Linked DNA regions of Homo sapiens: region 2 is linked to region 1. Evidence: chromatin contacts called from ENCODE Hi-C or POLR2A ChIA-PET data. All regions are on one chromosome and are shown on one strand. The core of a region is the stretch at or near the end of the contact, and the rest is flanking DNA. Distances in the headings are between cores, read along the strand shown. Region 1 overlaps LOC105377136 (a long non-coding RNA gene). Region 2 has its middle 5.0 kb from the start of EPCIP.

Region 1 (5,257 bases), core at 2,026-4,525:
TCTGACTTATTTCATTTAGCATTCTACCCTCAAGATTCATCATGCTGTAGCATGTGCCAAAATTGTAGTCCTTATTTAAGGCTGAATAATATCCCGTTGTATGTACATACCGTATTTTGTTGGATCCATTCATCCATCAATGAACCCTTGGGTTGTTTCCACCTTTGGCTGTTGTGAATAATGCTGCTGTGAACATAGGTGTACAACTATCTTTTTGAGTCCCTGCTCTCAAGAAGGAGGGGCATCTTCCCTCCTTCTCTAGCAGGTATAAAATGAACCTCACCCCATAAGTTGCTATGGAGGAGCCCTGGTCTTTTGTTCTCTTTACCTACCCGGGAGAATTCCATTCCAGGCTGCCTTTTCTCTAAAAGCAAGGTGCACACACACTGCAGTCCACTCCTTGGAACTATTTGGGACCTTAACATCACACTTTTCCAATGGACAGTGCCGGCCATGTGATTTCTTAAATTAAATATCATGCAACTGAAAGCAATCAATGGAAGTCAACAGACAACATCTAGAAGAAGGGGCAGCAATGGTCTTCCTCTCCTTTGTGTAGACCAGAGTGTGACATCCAGTGCTAAGGAATGCATCTGAACGGGGATGTAAAAGGAAAGGAATGTATTCAAAAAAGAGGAGCTGGGATGCTCAGGGGAATAAAATCCTGCGTTACAAGAGACACAGCTGAAAGGGCTGGGATGAAGAATTGAGAGAACAAACATATGACAGTATTTTTTAATATTTGAAACATATGACAGTGTCTGTTAATATTTGAAAGGCTGTCATGAGGAAGGCAGATTTGATATTGATGACCTCAAGAGAAGCAAATGGAGTCACTAGGTATGAGTTCTAAGGAGAGAGATTTGGGGTTTATTATAAAGAAGTGTCCAAAGATGGAATCAGTTTCTTCACAAGGCTGTAGAGTGAGTTTCCTGTTCCTGGAACTATGTAAGTCTTGACTACATAGTTTCTTGACTGGATTGAGAGGGAGGGAAAGCAGGCATTGGTCTTCCTTCATTTTACACATACAAATAGCTGAGGATCTCCTACGTGTTTAAAGGCTGGAGTTGGCTTCTATGTGTTCCCTTTTTCTTTTTTTCCTAAAGGACAATGGTTGCAGTTAGAACCTCTTCCCAAATATACAAGTACCAGAGATCTCGCAGCAATGAGTGACATTTCAAAGAGCTGATTTCATTTCATGGCTTCTTAAAAGGCCCTTCATTGTTGCTGACTTTAGGGTCAGCCCTTTGTTTCTATAAAAAGCCAGATAGTTTGATTTCTATAAAGAGTCAAATATTTTATGCTTTTCCAGCTATTTGAGGGTCTCTGTCACAACTACTCAATTCTTCCATTGTAGCACAAAAGTGGCCACAGCAATACATAAATCAGTGTGACTCTGTTCCAATAAAACTCTATTTGAATTTCACATAATTTTTACATGTCACAAAGTATTTTACTCTTCTGTTTTTTTTTTTCAACCATTCAAAATGTAAATTCTTACCCTGCAGGCCATAAAGAAAAGTAGACAGCAAACCCTAGAAAATCTCATCAAATCTAAGGAACTGTTGCCCAACCAAGATGCAGGAGGGGACAGAGCTTGGCCTCAGGAACACCTGCCTCCAGGGTCTCCAAAGCTATCAAGAACCTCTCTCTGCCTCTTGTCTCTGTGTCTTTCTTCTGTCTAGCTGTAAGCCATCATTTACCTCATGTAGACAACAGTGTCTACACTGTTGTCACATCTTATAGCTATGGCCGTTGAGACTTATGAGCCGACTATCTATGTCCCAGGTATGCACATCTTGGGACAAGGAGGCACTGGTCTAGCTGGGTCAGGAACCAACCACAGGAGCAATCATCTGAGGCTGACAGGTCTGGGAAGGTAAGAACATGGCAGATCCCATGGGAACCCCAAGAATGTGGAGGGCAGTTCCCAGACAGATAAGTGGGAGTTTGGGGTGGACCAAGCAATACTGTCTCCCTTCCATAACTCGCAAAAGAGGATGTGTTTTTGTCCATACACAGGTGTGTGTGTGTGTGTGTGTGTGTGTGTGTGTGTGTGTGTCTGTTGGGTGAGACAAAACATCTACACATTTTTAAAAATTCCCAGGATGTGTTCTAATAAAATATTTAGAACACTTGCTAGCTCAATAACTTTCTATGTTATTTTTAAGGATGTATAGGACCAATTAACAACACCACAGAAAAAGAGGTATCTGAGGCATGCAGGGAAGAGTGGTCACACTAATTATATTTCATTTGCAAATTTTAGCATTCTTCCTTGTTTTGAGCCAGGATTTGATAAGCATCTTTCATAGAAAAACTTTTTACATCACTTGCTGGTTTCCATTTCTGGGCCCAACACTTGCTCCCATTTTGGAGAGAAAATGTTAATGATTCTCCTGCTTTTCTCACAGGGAAGTTGCTGTTCTTTCAGCAGACATTTAATAGCTTCTCAACACAGTCAGAGCCCAGAGGTCACTATGATACCCAAAGGTCTCGTTCTGAGATATCACCACAGGGAGGATGGCTTGGGGACAGCTGGCTGGCTGTCCACCTGTTTCAGTCTGTCTGTTAGTTCCTGGAAAAGTGTGGGGTTTCACAGCCTGATCAGATGAGCAAACCCATATATACCAAACCCTCCATGTATGTAAGACACCCAGGGACACCACATGTCCCTGTGGGCCTGCAGAAGGGCTGAGAGTCTCATGGGCAAGAAGAGAATTGGGACCAAGACAAGGATGCTGCAGACTGTGGGAATCTAGAACCAGGGGCTGTCCCAGGGACCAGAGGCTTTAACAGCAAAAGCCACGAAAAAGCTGATGGTGAACTGTGAGGCAGTTTCCAAATCTGCGAGCATCTTCTTCATCCTTAACAGTAGAAATGGAATGCAGCCCTCATTCCTGGACTGTACCGAATGCAGGAAAAGAGAATGTCGGGGGCTCACAGGGCTCAGCACAGTGGGGTCCCTGTCTATAAAAGTTATCTGCTAGGTATTTTGGTAAAGGGGAAAAACTGAAAGATTAACCAGACCAACCCATGTCAAGACTATTAGGTGCCAGAGGAAGAGACTGAAGATGCATGAGAGGGAGCAAGTTGTGTTTATGGCTGTGTAGTACCCAGGAAGGTGCAACCCACATTTGTGAGGTTGTTGTTGGTGTGCAGGTTCAGGCTCTTGACTTCACGGCACAAAAGAATTTGAGAGCGAGTCCAAAGTGAAAGTAGGTAAAGGAGCTTATTGCAAAGCGAAAGTACACTCCGATAGCTGGGTTAGAGCAGGCTGACAGCGCCCACTGACGCTGAGGGAGCTCCCTTTATAGGAGTCTTACATGATTATTCATGAAGGATGGGAATGGGCATTGTTGTTAAGCATGCCGTGGGAGGTCTCCTGGATGCCCACGCACTACTGCTGTACACGCTAGCACATACATCCCATGTCTCATTAGCATCTGAAATCTCCACCCAGGGGTGTGTTTTTAGCATTAAAATGAGCATGGTTCAGCTTAAGGACATTGGTCGTGGACTTGTGCATCTGTGCGGACTTGGGGATTTTCCCTTTTGCCCCTGCTCCTCTCTGCTCCAGGATGTCCTAACCAAGAGCCTCAGATGCAGTTTGTGCACTGTCGGGTGGTTTGGTCTCTCCATAAGTTTGACAACTTTCCTGTTTCCTTTCAAGGAAGGCTGTGATCACCCTCTCCAACCTACCTCAAGGTGAGCACCATTTGTCTTCTGGGTGTCCTTCTTTCCCTCTTTTGGTATCTCCTCCCTCTTTTGGCATCCTCATCTATTCAGCAAACATCAATAGAGGACATCATATGTGCCGAAGACTCTCTCAGGGGTGTCTGGGGGTGGGTAGAAAGTACAAGATGATTAAAAAATGATGAGTTCATGTCCTTTGTAGGGACATGGATGGAGCTGGAAACCATCATTCTCAGCAAACTCTCGCAGGGATAAAAAACCAAACACTGCATGTTCTCACTCATAGGTGGGAATTGAACAATGAGAACACTTGGACACAGGAAGGGGAACATTACACACCGGGGCCTGTTGTGGGATGGCAGGAGTGGGGAGGGATAGCATTAGGAGATATACCTAATGTAAATGAAGAGTTAATGGGTGCAGCACACCAACATGACACATGTATACATATGTAACAAACCTGCATGTTGTGCACATGTACCCTAGAACTTAAAGTATAATAAAAATATATATATAAAAAAAGAAAGTACAAGATGATTAAAGGGAAGCTTATGGTGTATGCAGATAATCACACATATGAACCAATAATCAGGATACAATAGGTACTAAAAGAAGGGAAGCCTATCGGGGTGGGCTTCAGAGAGGAGGTGACATTTGCTAGAGGTCCTTAGGGTTGAATAATCTTTGCCAGGTGCAGGAAATGAAAGGCTGCTTTAGGAAGAGGGAGTAGGGTATTGAGTTCTGGGAGAATGGAGAGTTGGTGAGTAATTCAGTGAGATCAGACCTGGGGGTACCTGCAAGATGGTGACCTGAGGTGATGTGGAAGGTTGGATGGGAGTCTGGCTGTCCAGGGTGCTTGGCACATATTAGATGTTCAGTTAATGTTTACTCGAAGGTGAGAGAAAGAAGAATAATAGCAAGCATACAATATTGAACGTGATAATGACAGTACACATAATAGCTGTTTACTGATGGCCTACCCATTCTTTTTACTGTTTACAAAGTATTGGGAAAGAAAAAAATGACAGAATTTCAGCTACTTATTACTTTGCACTTCATGGCATTTCTCTACCTCTCTATCCACCACCCATCCATCCATCCTGTCTATCATCAGCCATCTATCTATCTACCTAGGAAAGAAGCAACACAAGAGGAAAAGACAGGAAAAGAGAACTCTGGACCCCTCTGATCTCGAGTCCCTCTGTGACAAGGTGATGGGAGCTAAGACGGCATGGCGAGACCATCTGCCCTGCCTGTCCCAGCATCTGCTCTGGAGAGTGGTCGATCTGAAGCTGGCGCAGGCCCCTATGGGATGCCAAGAGCAGCATCTTAGGGGGGCATTTTCCTCCCAGGGGTGTGCGCAATGCCATTCATGAAAGCCTTCATGCAGGGGAAGGGCACGACCTCTGACAGAGCTGCCAGAGCTCGTCAGCTCTGAGCCTTGACCCTTGGGTGAAGAGGGCATCGAGTTACCTGGCAAAGCGCAGCTCCTTTTTCAGAACAAGGGCTGAGTTAAAAGTACATATGTTAACATGGAGAACCTTAAAGATTTTCAGGGATG
Region 2 (5,342 bases), core at 248-2,747, 67 kb after region 1:
GGAAGGCTGAAATGGGAGGATTGCTTGAGCCTAGGAGGTCGAGGCTACACTGAGCGGAGATCGCACCACTGCACTCCAGCCTGGGTGACAGAGCGAGACCCTGTCTCAAAAAAGAATAAGTTATTATTTCTATAATTTTAATTATTACACATTGAAATGTGCTTTTTCTGCAGGAGAAATTTCAAACTACAATTTCCAGTATTTGATGATTTGTTGGCTCTTGGATTAAAGAAGGAAGAGTCAAAATGTTTCTAAGGCTTGGGGTCTGAGAGACTTTGGGACTCAGAAAAGCTTCACAGGAGCCAAAAGAGCATTGCTAAGTGTTATCAGAAAGAAGAGGGAAGATTTTTCAGTGTTACTCTTAAGGGCGGAAAAACAGCCAATGTCTCAAAATTCCCAGGAGACAGATTTAGCCATACATAAGAAATTATTTTACATAATAGAGCTCTCCAAAAATGAAAAAAATGCTGCTGTGTGAGGAGGCAAGCCTTTCATCTCTGGAAGCATTCAAACTGAGGATAGATTACAAGTAAGTGTCAATAAGACAGCCCTCTTATTTCTAATAGTCTGTGTTGAGTTTATTCTCCAAGCGGGGGTGACCTTCATATAACTGAAACAAGTGACTAGAACTCATGAAGAAGAGCAGGGTTAAGGACAACACTTTAGGTGCTGCTCAAGAAAAGAAAAATAGGCCAGGTGCCATGGCTCACACCTGTAATCCCAGCACTTTGGGAGGCCGAGGCGGGTGGATCACTTTGAGGTCAGGAGTTCAAGACCAGCCTGGCCAACATGGCAAAAACCCGTCTCTACTAAAAATACAAAAATTAGCTGGGTGTGGTGGTGCTTGCCTGGAATCCCAGCTACTCGGGAGGCTGAGGCAGGAGAATCGCTTGAACCTGGAAAGTGGAGGTTGCAGTGAGCTGAGATGGTGCCACTGCACTCCAGTCTGAGCGACAGAAGGAGACTCCACCTCAAAAAAAAAAAAAGAGAGAGAGAAAGAAGAGCCCAAAGGGGAGAGAGAGAGAGAGAGAGATAGAAAGGATGTGACCAGTAAAATAATATTATAAGCACCAGGAAAAAGTTATAGAATCATGCATGACAGTGGAAGACCAAGGAAAGGTTGGCTAATAGTCAGGTGCCACAAATAAGAGAAGTACAGTAAGGCCAAGCAAGTTGTGAGAGGACTTGGAGAGTGAAGTTCCAGTAGATCTGTGCAACAGTGAAATGACACCTAAGTGGCACTACAGAGTCAAGTGACACTTTCTGCATTTCAGAATGAGGAGGCCTTGCACATCTGAAGTCCAAAGAACAGACAGCAGGGATTAAGAGATAGAAAGTACAGGATATTCCTGATATTTATGCTTTAATCTCTATGGTTCTTACCATTTGTCATCAACCTCTATGGGCCAAACCATGTTGTAATTTCTAAATTTTGCCAAGGCACACACTGGAATCACATCCGCTGAGGAACTGCCGCACAAGAGTGAGTCACTTATTTGGAGAGCATGCCTCGCTAGCTGCCCAACATCTGTATCATATCATGCCTTTGTTATTCTCTGCTAATCGTATGTGCTGTAACTATCATGAAGTGAGAGGGACTCCGCTGCTTTGTAGATTCAGATAAGCCCATGGGTAATGTCGCCACTAAGATGATGTATGATGACTACTTTAGTTCTTTAAAAACCATCTAAGGGACTGAAGATATCACTTCGATGCTTCAGGTATTCTTCCCATCATTTTATGGAGGTAATTCCATATGAGGGGTACTCTGAAAAGAGGGATTTTCGAAGCTCTAAGGATACATTTCTTAAAACTATCAAGATCAAGATTCTACTTATTGGAAGAGATGAGGCCATCACTAGAGAAGAAACGCAGGAGTTGGGAAGGGCTGCTTTTAGCTCACAGGTAGAAGAATTTATTTTAGAATCTGGAAAGAAGAAAGAATGTGGCTTAGCCTGATTTTCCCAGAGAGTAGAACATCAGAAAAGCATATATATACATATATGCAAGCACTGTATTGGGAACTGCTATCCCTAGAAGCAAGAGTGAGGGAGAGGGAAGCGGTGAGGGGCAGCGCAAGGTAAGTTACTGCTTGATTCTGTGAACCACCTGAGAAGCCACAAGGCACGCATCTCAGGACTGTCTGCCTGGATTGAGAAAGGAGGAATCCCCCATTGGTCAAAGGATCACTCCATGGAGGCATTAAGTCCCCGGAACTTCAGGTTGCATTCATGAGACTACTAAGGAGTGTTTGCAGTGTCTGTCCCAGGCTGCAGAGATGACAGAGAAGGCTTCGGATGGGAGGTGAGAGGTGCTTGCAAGTTAGTTCTACATGCAGCTGGTCAGGCTCATGGCAGAACTGTCACTACAGTGGCGGCTGGAATCAAAGACAGGTGTGGCTGAAAGGAGCTGAGGCAGTGCTTACGAGGTGTCTGATCCAAGATGTTCATGTTCTAAGGAGTATATAGGTGTGAGCAGGATGGTAAGAAAGCCCTGGTACGATTCCTGGCTCCTCTCAGATGCAAGGCCTTCTCACGAGGCCAGGGATGCTGTGACAGCAGTGAGTATCTGACACAAGTGGAGAAGAGTTATTGCAGCCACTGGGCCAGAACCGCTGGAAGACTTCCGGGATCACATCAGGGGTTCTCAGGAAACCAAGCATTAGGAATTCTTAGTTCTCTGCATTTTCTCCATGAGTGCCTGTACCCTAAAGTGGATGCTGAGGAAGCAGACCATGAGAGGACCCAGAGTGGACTTTGCAGAGGGCAAAGGTCATAGGTAGGGGTCACCTCGGTAGGGGTCAGGGCAGTGTGGATGCAGCAGGGCAGGGAGCTGAGGGTGGATGGAAGAGGTAAAGCCAGAGGCGCTGATATCTAGAGACACTGTGAGGATGGAGCAGGGAGAAGGAACACACATAGAGCCCTGCACAAGCTCTGGGGCCCAGCAAGGCCATGAGGTGAGGACATGAGTGCTGACGGCCTGCAGTGAGCTGAGAATACAGATGTTAAAGTTGCCAAAGAAGGAAGGGGAAGGGAAGTTGGGAAGGAAAGAGAGACCCTGAGATGACTCCTGCCCCAGATGGAAGAAACACTTATAGAAGACACTGGTAGTGATTTGGAGGCAGTTAAGTAGGGGGTGGTAGAGAATCCAGATGAGAATCCATGAAGAGAGGGTGTCAGAAACAGTGGAATTTGAGGCCTTGTGGTAAAAGATTTTTTTTTTCTTTTTCAGAGACAGGGTCGTGCTCTGTTGCCCAGGCTGGAGTGCAATGGCGCGATCTTGGCTCACTGCAGCCTCAAACTCCTGGGCTCAAGAGATCCTCCCACCTCAGCCTCCTGAGTAGCTGGGACTATAGGTGGGCACCTCTACACCTGGCTAATTTTTTATTTTTTGCAGAAACAGGGTCTCACTATGTTGCTCAGGCTCGTCTCAAACTCCTATCTTCAAGTGCTCCTCCCATCTCAGCCTCCCAAAGTGCTGGGATTACAGATGTGAGCTACCATGCCAGGCCCAAGGTAAAAGATTTTAAGGAACACGTTAGTGAACAATCAAGCAAGATTTGCTTCACTGCAGACTTACACCAGACATTATTTCCAGAAGATCAGTTGTAGAGGGGGGTGTGGATTTTCACTTTTGCTTAATACATTGGATATTATCTGAATGTGCTATCAGAAAAACTGCATTGCTTTTATGATAAAAAATAAAACGGAGAAAGAAAACAAAATTGGTCAAGGACAAAGCTAGAATTCCATCTCATTGTGAACAAACACTTGTCCACCACCCGTTGGCTCCACAGCTGAACAAAACAGGCAGTCTGAGGTGTGGTTTTATTAACCTTCCCAATACTCATTGCTGCTAAATCAACTTAAACTATGTGACCGGTTAACACAAAGAGCCAGTGGAAGTAAATGCTTTAAAAAGACAGGGAGATATAAAACCTGGGGTAAATGTTTAACATGCCATACACAGGGCCCCAGCCACATTCCATCAGCAGCTGCATGTTTGGCCTTCAAGTTTCCAGGGAAGTACCTGGCTCTTCACACTCTTTGCCTTCAGCCAGGAACCCCACTAAGCAAGAGGTCCTGGAAGGCATCCGAGTCATAAATAGAGAAAGTCACAAAGAGTAATCAATATAGTAGCTACCATTACTGGCTGCCTTATTTGTGCTCAGTTTACACTAAATACCTTATGCTGTTTATCTTAGTCATTAAAATAAAGAAGTAGAAGAGACAGTACCAGCAAACTTCCACTTACCTTGTATAGTAGGCCATTCTCGCCTTGCTATAAAGAAATACCTGAGACCGGGTAATTTATAAAGAAAAGAGGTTTAATTGTCTCATGGTTGTGTGGGCTGTACAGGAAGCATAGCAGCATCTGCTTGGCTTCTGAAGAGGCCTCAGGAAACTTACAATCGTGGAGAAGGTGAATGGGGAGCAGGTGTGTCCCATGGGGAAAGCAGGAGTAGGTGTGGGGAAGTGCCACACACTTTTAAACAACCAGATCTCATGAGAACTCACTATCGTGAGGACAGCATCAAGCATTCATGAGAAATCCACCCTCATGATCCAATCATCTCCCACCAGGCCCCACCTCCAACATTGGGGATTACAATTCCACATGATATTTGGGCGGGGACATATATCCAAACTCTGTCACCTTGTATTGGACAGAATTAAGGCACTAGTATATAATTCAGGGTTCTTGGTTACAGGCAACAGAGTCTACTCTAGCTGGTTTAAACCAGGAATTTCTTCAGATATACAGATACTGCCTTGAGTCATTGGAAGGACTGAAGAAATGGATTCTAGACTGAACTCTGAAAGTCACCATAGAATTGAACCATCATGGGGAGCTACTACCTCATCCACAACCAGGAAGTTGCTGAATTAAGAGGCCACATTCTCCAACAGGAAGTTAGTGCCACAGTCCTCAGCTCTTGAGCCATGCCATATTGGCCACAACCAGTCAACAACTCAGTCAGAAGGCCACCCCCACAACAGACCATGCCATATCTGCTGAGACCCTGGCCAGCAAGAGATTCCCAGTACTCTCCTCTCTCTTCTCACTTAATTCATTCCCAAAGTCTCAGGATCCTCTCTCCACGTGACTTCATTCTGAATCAAGTATAAATAATAAAACTTAAATCCCATCTGAAACCTCAGCTTCAAGAGACTCTGTTGTGTTGAATAATAGAGATTTCCAGTCTCTACAGTAGAGGCAGGCAAGACAGAAAGATGTTGAAATAGAGGTTGAGTACGCCAAACCATTGGATTAGCCACAGTTGCTCTGGAAAGTTGGGGTATTCGGTGTATTGTTGGCCAGCCTTTCCCTCCCTCATCTTC

Evidence for each region. A loop is a pair of places that touch in the nucleus more often than their neighbours do. ChIA-PET counts read pairs that join two places held with the same protein, here RNA polymerase II (POLR2A).
Region 2: a loop to region 1 is called in a map of heart right ventricle, with 4 times the contacts of the local background. The contact joins two enhancer-like sites. A Hi-C loop is called at or near these places in 1 of 168 maps with a recorded cell type or tissue (heart right ventricle). POLR2A ChIA-PET finds 5 or more read pairs at or near these places in 3 of 52 experiments (PC-3, activated CD4-positive, alpha-beta T cell and activated CD8-positive, alpha-beta T cell).

What each region holds. Positions count from the first base shown.
Region 1 is chr21:32,884,514-32,889,770 of GRCh38, reverse strand. LOC105377136 (a long non-coding RNA gene) reads right to left here. Exons shown (of 6, transcript XR_937669.3): 3 at 3,703-3,839. Among named protein-coding and RNA genes, the nearest start is that of LINC01690, 72 kb to the left of the region's middle. Within about 2 kb of position 3,275, at least 2 of the 41 ENCODE cell types and tissues checked have a DNase peak (open chromatin) inside an H3K27ac peak, as active enhancers do.
Region 2 is chr21:32,816,031-32,821,372 of GRCh38, reverse strand. No RefSeq gene overlaps it. Among named protein-coding and RNA genes, the nearest start is that of EPCIP, 5.0 kb to the right of the region's middle. Within about 2 kb of position 1,497, at least 2 of the 41 ENCODE cell types and tissues checked have a DNase peak (open chromatin) inside an H3K27ac peak, as active enhancers do.